3 separate regions of the Homo sapiens genome follow, and regions 2 and 3 are each linked to region 1. A link is a contact called in ENCODE Hi-C or POLR2A ChIA-PET data. All regions are on one chromosome and are shown on one strand. Each heading gives the region's core, a stretch centred on a gene start or an enhancer-like site at or near the end of the contact. The rest is flanking DNA. Distances are from core to core; before and after follow the strand shown.

Evidence for each region. A loop is a pair of places that touch in the nucleus more often than their neighbours do. ChIA-PET counts read pairs that join two places held with the same protein, here RNA polymerase II (POLR2A). Pooled maps may share reads with other maps.
Region 2: a pooled map shows a loop between it and region 1 (4-fold over the local background). The contact joins two enhancer-like sites. A Hi-C loop is called at or near these places in 2 of 50 pooled maps. POLR2A ChIA-PET finds 5 or more read pairs at or near these places in 7 of 52 experiments (BJ, CD4-positive, alpha-beta T cell, HCT116 and 4 more).
Region 3: a pooled map shows a loop between it and region 1 (5-fold over the local background). The contact joins two enhancer-like sites. A Hi-C loop is called at or near these places in 2 of 50 pooled maps. POLR2A ChIA-PET finds 5 or more read pairs at or near these places in 3 of 52 experiments (A549, GM10248 and HepG2).

What each region holds. Positions count from the first base shown.
Region 1 is chr4:2,510,342-2,513,223 of GRCh38, reverse strand. It overlaps RNF4 (ring finger protein 4), which reads right to left. Exons shown (of 8, transcript NM_002938.5): 5 at 1,259-1,268; 6 at 627-786; 7 at 93-141. Among named protein-coding and RNA genes, the nearest start is that of FAM193A, 25 kb to the left of the region's middle. Within about 2 kb of position 1,428, at least 2 of the 41 ENCODE cell types and tissues checked have a DNase peak (open chromatin) inside an H3K27ac peak, as active enhancers do.
Region 2 is chr4:2,710,838-2,713,824 of GRCh38, reverse strand. The region is part of intron 19 of FAM193A (family with sequence similarity 193 member A); the gene reads right to left. Among named protein-coding and RNA genes, the nearest start is that of TNIP2, 44 kb to the left of the region's middle. RefSeq lists an enhancer at 1,294-1,513. Within about 2 kb of position 1,378, at least 2 of the 41 ENCODE cell types and tissues checked have a DNase peak (open chromatin) inside an H3K27ac peak, as active enhancers do.
Region 3 is chr4:2,744,870-2,747,569 of GRCh38, reverse strand. It overlaps TNIP2 (TNFAIP3 interacting protein 2), which reads left to right. Exons shown (of 6, transcript NM_024309.4): 3 at 2,035-2,124; 4 at 2,625-2,700. Among named protein-coding and RNA genes, the nearest start is that of TNIP2, 10 kb to the left of the region's middle. RefSeq lists enhancers at 1,193-1,632, 2,228-2,700. Within about 2 kb of position 1,254, at least 21 of the 41 ENCODE cell types and tissues checked have a DNase peak (open chromatin) inside an H3K27ac peak, as active enhancers do.

The DNA.
Region 1 (2,882 bases), core at 179-2,678:
AATCCCACCGAGGGGGAAGATCCTGTCTCATCCAATTCTTTCAGTGAAGTTTAGAAACCAGAAGCCTGGAAGATACAGCTTGGTTTACTTACCTCTGAGTATCCGTCCATGCAGATGGGACAACTGACAGTACCTGAGGGCCTAAGAGCACAGTGCTTCACGTTAGTTTCTCAGTCAACGCAAACATTTTATTATACCCTGTCACGTGAGTGGCCCCTATCCCCTACAAGAGTCCCGTCCCTGGCCTCCTGACTCTGCCTTAGCGCGGGCATCCGAGAGACTTTCAGGAAAGCCAACTGCCCCAAGGGCATGTGGGAGGGTGAACATGAGAAGGTGCACACAACCTGAGTCACCCTGCCCTCCCCCAGGCCCCTACCAGCCCCAGGATCCCTGTCTGGGGCCACTGGGACTGTCTGCACACACTGTGTCAGCGCTTGGCATCCTCTGGTTACAGTGGGAATAGCTGGACTCAGTTCTGGACCCAGTTCCAACTGTATCCAGATGCTGGGTAGAGGCTTGGGCAAGCCCTTCCAGGGCCAAGGGCTCACAGATTTGCTGAAAAGTATTCCCATGCCCTGGCCCCACATCCTAGCATGGCGGCAGCAGAGCTGGGGGCACGTTGGTACCTGAGGCCTGTAGCGCCCTCATCCCTGGCGTTTCTGGGAGTATGGGTAGTCACATATACGTCTCTGTCCCTGGACAACTCCTCATCGTCACTGCTCACCACACAGCTGTCAGCATGGTCCTGGGGCAGCCTCCTAGCATTCCTCCTTGGTCTTCTTCTTTCTAAGGTAAGAGGTCACATTTTCAGGTTGGAGGCTCTCTACTCTTACCATCCTCACCACTCCCATCCTGACGCCTCTTAAGACCCTCTTCCTTCCCTGCCTGGGACCCCCAGAGACAAACTGCTGCCATGCTCAGCTATAACCCAGAAGGTTCTGCCCAGCTCTGGAGGCCACTATCTTATCTTCCCAGGAGAAACCCCCCAACCCCTGCTGTGAGCTACCAGCCTTCTCCAAAATCTGGTAGGCCACAAGAAAGGACTATAGCTCAGTGCTCAATGATAGTGGTGAAGTTTCTTCAGCAGGCACAAGGGGGACTGGCTGTGTGGGTCTGACCACAGCATCTGCGAAGGCATCTTCCTGCTTGGAGCGCTCCAAGCCCTTGGGGATGGTCTGGCAAGACCTGCAGCACCGCGGCTCTCACCTATGCCAGTTTCCTCTCCAAACCCAGTGAAAAAGGAAACGAAACCACTCACCGTCAACAATCTTGTAAACAGAAGGAGAAAAACAAAAGAGAAAGAAGCAATCAGTTTGATATAAGTGATAAACGAAGCCATTTCTTTTTTCTGACGTGTGACACCCTCTGTGGAACCCTCTGGTGAGCAGCAGAGGCCCCACCCTCCTCCCACCCACAGAGGATCTGTGCACCTCTCCCAGTCAGTCAAGCCCACTTCCCAAGTCACTCCACCTCCCAGCTGATGTGCTGTGTCTCTCCCTGCTGGGTGTTTAGTGGAGTCTCCTGGAGCGTGAACACAGCCACAGCCACACCATGTGCTGACTGCAAGACCTGGGGACCTTCCTTACTATCTGGGGGCTGCCACAGCCACACCATGTGCTGACTGCAAGACCTGGGGACCTTCCTTACTATCTGGGGGCTGCCACAGCCACACCATGTGCTGACTGCAAGACCTGGGGACCTTCCTTACTATCTGGGGGCTGCCACAGCCACACCATGTGCTGACTGCAAGACCTGGGGACCTTCCTTACTATCTGGGGGCTGCCACAGCCACACCATGTGCTGACTGCAAGACCTGGGGACCTTCCTTACTATCTGGGGGCTGCCACAGCCACACCATGTGCTGACTGCAAGACCTGGGGACCTTCCTTACTATCTGGGGGCTGCCACAGCCACACCATGTGCTGACTGCAAGACCTGGGGACCTTCCTTACTATCTGGGGGCTGCCACAGCCACACCATGTGCTGACTGCAAGACCTGGGGACCTTACTTACTATCTGGGGGCTGCAGCTTTCTCTTCTGAAGCAGAGTCACCAGAGCCCACATCTGACTGTGCTGTTGTGAGGGTTACGTGAGGCAGTGAACATTTAGACAGCACTAGGGGCATGATGCTCTCTCAAGCTGACGCGACCAATGTAGGCCACTGCCAAGGTGGAGCCTTCATGTGGAGGAGGATTTGCATTGCTCAGTAGGTTGTTACAAGTAACTAACAGAGAAAAGCAGGCTATGCATGACCAATGCGTGTGACACACACCAAGGATTGAACACAATCCAATTCTCTGTCCTGGGGGCCTAAGAACCTGACAAGCCTCTCACCTGCCAGCTCAGAACTTACATCTAGACAATTTCTGCTCCAACAGTTTCAAACGTGGTTCCTCCCACCTTCTGGCCAAGTGCTCTTACCCATCTAGGGGGGCCAGTGGAACGCCCTTTCCCTCTTGCTGAGCACGTAGGAGGGGCTGTTTCAGGAAAGTTCTCACCACCAAAGCCCTACTGCTCACCTCACCCTGCCTGTCCCCTGGGCAGGACATCCTGCCCTACAGTGACAAGAAGCTCTAATCCTCTACTCTGACTCCCGTGCAGCCAGGATCCTAGACGTGAACCGAGTTCCCTCAAACAGACACACTCATGCTACTGGCAGGGCAGGGGATGGAGGCCGATTTGAGCTGCTGAGGGTGTTGGCACTGGCAGGCACAGCTGCATCCTGAAGAAACACTTCTGGCAGAGGCTGCTATGTCTTGAGCCCAGGCCTCTCCTCCCTAGAAAGGGTCTGCAGTACTGTCTACACGAACCCAAAGATATGAGTGCAGGGGGTGGATGCCGCCTCCAGACCTTCTTCATGGAGCAGACACAGCAGCTCCCT
Region 2 (2,987 bases), core at 129-2,628, 200 kb before region 1:
CTTCTCCAGAACTCAGAGAATTCTGTGGCCCTACTCAAGGCCACTGCCTGAGGATGAGCTTCACCAACCTGAAGACACCTGGGAACACTCAGCAGAGGCAAGCGGGAGCCCTGTTGTAGTAAATTGTGTACCTAAGAATACCGTGTGTTCTGACAGAGCAGAAACACCACCAACAAAAAATGGGAAGAGGAGAGACAGGGAGACAGGAAAGAGAAAACACAAAGAATGGAATTCACTCACTGCCTGCTGTGGAGGCAATGAGTGGGTGTCAGAGGACCCCCTAATGCCAACACAGCAGGCCACGAGGGGGTACACAGGGAACCCAGGCCCAAGGAGCATGAGTGGGGTATGCAAGTCTATAGGAATGCACTAGGAAAAAAGCACCCATTTTCCTAATACCCCAATTTTTTTTTGTTTTCTGATAAGGAGTCTCGCTCTATTGCCAGGCTGGAGTGCAGTGGCACGATCTCAGCTCACTGCAACCTCCACCTCCTGGGTTCAAGCAATTCTCCTGCCTCAGCCTCCCGAGTAGCTGGGACTACAGGTGCGCGCCACCACGCCTGGCTAACTTTTGTATTTTTAGTAGAGACAGGGTTTTCACCATGTTGGCCAGGATGGTCTTGATCTCTTGACCTCATGATCTGCCCCCCTCGGCCTCCCAAAGTGCTGAGATTACAGGCGTGAGCCACAGCACCTGGACAATTTTTTTTTTTTTTTTTTGAAGCAGAGTCTAGCTCTGTCGCCCAGGCTGGAGTGCAGTGGCACAATCTCAGCTCGCTGCAACCTCCACCTCCCAGGTTCAAGCAATTCTCCTGCCTCAGCCTCCCAAGTAGCTAGGACTACAGGTATGCACCACCACACCTGGGCTAATTTTTGTATTTTTTAGTAGAGATGGGGTTTCACCATCTTGGCCAGGCTGGTCTTGAACTCTTGACCTCAGGTGATCTGCCTGCCTCAGCCTCCCAAAGTGCTGGGATTACAGGCATGAGCCACCACGCCCAGCCCCACAATTTTTTTTTTAAATAAAAAAGCAAAAAACCCCACAACACATTTTAAAAAAACCCAAAAAACAAAACAGTAAATAGAAAATACAGAAATTATAAAATAATGACAGGGTTGAGACCAACCACATAGTTATATCACTAAGTGTGAATGGGCTTAACTGACTGAAAAGAAGATTTTCAATTTGGCTCACAAAGCAAGCCTCAGGTTTGCTTCACACAAGAGAACGTCCTAAAACCAAGGCACTCAGAAAAAGGCTGGAAACAAAGGGCCAAGGACAAGGCTGTCTCGTCAGGCAAATGGGCCGAAGGAGAGCAGGGGCAGCAGTCACAACGCAGACAGAGCAGGACTTAGGCCGCAGGCACAAAGCACGACCAGAAGGTGGCCGCTTCTCAACACAAAAAGCCACAAGTAACTAAAAATATATAACAGGAATGTGCACCAAACAACACGGAAACAGGAGATGCAAGAAAACACAGAAACATATTAATAATAAGCCACAGAAGACAGGCCATGAGGACACAAAATAAGGATATACAGAAGACTAAACAACAGAATTAATGTATCATGGAGGTGTATACATATATGTATCTCCATATGTAAATACATACGTACATATATATACACACACACACAGTGAACTCTATACCAAGACCCAAGAAAATACACTTCTATCAAGTACACATGGAGGAGTTACAAAAGCTGACATACACTGGGCCTCAGAAAGTATCAATAGGTTTTGCAAAACAAAAGCAATATTCTCTGATCACAATGAAAAAAACCTGTAAATTATTAACAACAACAAAGTTTCTCCTCTTGGAAATTTAAAAGCTGCCTATTACACTATCGAGTGAAAGAAAAAAGACGCATGGAAATTACATAATTTCTTTTTTTTGGAGATGGAGTCTCGCTCTGTCTCCCAGGCTGGAGTGCAGCAGCACCATCTCAGCTCACCACAACCTTTGCCTCCCAAATTCAAGCGATTCTTCTGCCTCAGCCTCCACAGTAGCTGGGACTACAGGCACGTGCCACCACGTCCAGCTAATTTTTGTATTTTTAGTAGATACAGGGTTTCCGAACTCCTGACCTCAAGTGATCTGCCCGCCTCGGCCTCCCAAAGTGCTGGGATTACAGGCATGAGCCATAGCGCCCAGCCCAGAATTTCTTTAAAAAAAATAATGGAGGCTCGGCGTGGTGGCTCACGCCAGTAATCCCAGCACTTTGGGAGGCAGAGGCGGGTGGATCACCTGAGGTCAGGAGTTCAAGACCAGCCTGGCCAAGATGGTGAAACTCCGTCGCTACTAAAAATACAAAAATTAGCCAGGCGTGGTGGTGCATGCCTGTAATCCCAGCTACTCGGGAGGCTGAGACAGGAGAATTGCTTGAACCCAGGAGGCAGAGGTGGCAGTGAGCCGAGATCATGCCACTGCACTCCAATCTGGGCGACAGAGAGAGACTCCATCTCAAAAACAAAACAAACAAACAAACAAACAAAAAAGGAAAAATTATCTATCAGATTCCATGGGATATTGTTAAGAAAAAGATCAGAGGAAAGTTCCACGTGCTGAACACTTTTATCAATAAAAATGGAAGAAAAAACAAAATGAACTGAATTTCTAAATTAAAAAGTTAGAAAAAACCCCAAGAAAGTAAAACAAAAGAAAGCACAGTGGCCGGGCGTGGTGGCTCACGCCTGTAATCCCAGCACTTTGGGAGGCCAAGGTGGGTGGATCACAAGGTCAGGAGATCGAGACCATCCTGGCTAACATGGTGAAACCCCGTCTCTACTAAAAAATACAAAAAATTAGCCGGGCGAGGTGGTGGGCGCCTGTAGTCCCAGCTACTTGGGAGGCTGAGTCAGGAGAATGGCATGAACCCGGGAGGCGGAGTTTGCAGTGAGCCAAGATCACACCACTGCACTCCAGCCTGGGCGAAAGAGCGAGACTCTGTCTCAAAAAAAAAAAAAAAAAAGAAAGCACAGAAAG
Region 3 (2,700 bases), core at 5-2,504, 230 kb before region 1:
GGCGCCCCAGAACCCACTTCTGTTCTCAGTAACGAGAGTCAGCTGACGGGGCAAAGCTCACTCATCCAAGGGTTTCTTTTAAAATGATGGAACATGCAAAATGTAATAGGAAAGCAGGCAGCCACCTCACTGCCCAGCACCAGGCCTGTGGCCGACCCCGCTCCCAGGTGGGAGATGGCACTTGGCTTTCATCTGCCTCAGCTGAGGATGAGGAGGAGGAGCTGAGCCTGGCAGAGCTGCCTGGAGGAAGTGTAGTCACATCCTCCATCCGAGGAAACTGAAGCAGAGCCAGGTGGTACTGCTGGGGATGGGGAGTGCCTCCAGTTCCACACCCCAAACTCCTGGAAGGACCGTGAGTGCCCGCCTTCTTCAGGCTCAGTGTGTCTGAGTGCATGCAGGCACAGCTGGAACCGCCATCTCCAAAGCTGGCTTTAGGCATGTCCTTGCCAGCAGCACGGCCTCCCGCAAGCTTGGAGACCTGGCTCAGGGCCACAGCCTCCTCATCATCAAAGCAAGGGCCGGGGGCAGCGGCACCAAGTGACAGTGAGGGCCAAAGAAGGGTTCGCTGGACCTCCAGGATAGGCTGGATCTGGGCTGTAGCTCTCTGTGGGGTCTAGTGGGAGAGAGAAGGACCGTGGGAGTTTCAGCATCAGGAGAAACCAGGGGGCTCCTAGGCAGAAAAGTAGGGGAGCAGTGGCCCAAGGCATCTGTGTGCCAGGCACCTTCCATCTTGCTGGTGCTTGTGGTGGTCTGTGTGTGGCAGGCAGGGGAATGGAGGCACTCCGTGCACATCTCACCTAGGCTGAGACCCCATCTCACTCGCACTGCCGGGCACAGGGCCTCTCGCTCGGGTCCTTTCTAGGCAGTTCTCTGAGGCAGCACCAAGGTTCATGCAGAAACACACGCGCTGGGATGTTCTGTGGCAGACAGTACATCCCGCACCCATCAGCAGCTTCACCGAGGCGCCCACTGGGGAGAAGGTTGGTCTGAGAACTGCCCACCTCAGCTGGGTGGATTCCAGGCGGGGAACCTCAGAGAGGACACAGCTGCATTCAGAAACCAGAGGAAAAGTGCCGTCTGGGCGGAGGCAGGGTGTTCTGGTCTGATTTTGAGTCACTGTGTCATTTCCCTCTGGGGATTTGAAAGGAGCCACACACAGTGTTGAGCCTGAGGCGGGGGTGGGGCCAGTGGCAGGGTAGGCCCTCATCACAGTCTCTAAATAAGTGTCACTTCTCAGCCCTGAACTCAGCTGAGTCACCCGGGGCTTCCCGGTGTAGGCTGTGTTAGGACGTGCACTTCCTTTGTCATTTGAGGGGAATTCTCAAAAATTATGTCACTGAGATACAGTCAGAATTGTAGGGTACACACGAGTTTCAGGAGACTTTTCATTCAGCTCTGTAGTTGTTAGTGGGGGTTGGTTTGGGTTGTGGCTTCGGTGACTCCTGACCCTGCGTGGGGCAGAGGTTAGATTCCTGTGTCCAGAATCACCTGGTTGAACCCGATTGTCTGCAGACAGGACAGTGTCATGGGCTCCAAAGGAGGTAAGCAGGGTGCATGGCCAGGCCCACCCTGGGCAGCTGGGGGCCCCCTCACTGGAGATCCTCTGGTTTACAATGGGATTCAGCTTCCTGCCTTCCCTGCTGTCTGTGATAATGGCAAATCTCTGGCAATGAGAAGACTTTATCATGTCTGGTGTGCCAATCCCTGCAGACATTATGGCTTTAGAATATTTACATTCCAAATATTTAAAAGACAAACAGCTCAAACTGGTAGGTGGGACGGGATAAGGACAGTGTGAAAGGTGGTGTGGCCTGAAGACCTCCCATCCGGGCTCTGGCCTGGGCCAGGTGGGGTGGGCCTGGGCAGGGAGAAGGTGGTCCCTTGTCCCTGCTTTGCTTCTCTACCAAATGAATGATCACTACCCGCTGCACTGGGGGACGCAGTGATAATCTGTGGCCTCAGCCTCTGGGTCTAGCTTTCTCCCCTCTTGCTGTATGTGACAGAGTGTCTTCTCTCTGTCCCTTCCTCATGCAGTCGGAACACACAGATGGGCACACCTCTGTCCAGAGTGTTATTGAGAAGTTGCAGGAAGAAAATCGACTGTTAAAACAGAAGGTGACTCACGTGAGTGTCTTTCACATTTCGTTTGAGAAGAACACATGGCTTACAAACTGTAAGTGAGGGTTCTTTCCTTGGCTGATGCCCAGAGTCGCCCCCCGCCCTCTGGCCACTAGGACTTGATACACACAGTCCCTAGAGACTGGACTTTTTTGCTTAAAACGACGTACGGGACATGTCCTGTCCATCTCCATCCCCCTAAAATTAATCCACAAGTCAGTAAAGGAGATGCAAGAGTTAGCAGCAGGAGGTCCATTTTCTAAGACAGCAAAGCTGCACCGAGTCCACCTCCGTTCATGCTGCTTGCGTACGGGTGTCATCGTGCTGCCTCAGGATTCTCTAGCGGGCCTAGTGTCTGCTCTCTACAGAACAGGGAGGGGCAGCTTCCATTTAAGAGGAAACTCTCACTCAGCGAATCACTGCTAATACATAATTCACACTGGGTGCTGGCTTGAGCAGCTTTGTCAGCTGCCTTCACCGTGAGCTTTCCGGCTCCACCTCTTCAGGTTGAAGACCTCAATGCCAAGTGGCAGCGCTACAACGCCAGCAGGGACGAATACGTGAGGGGGCTCCATGCGCAGC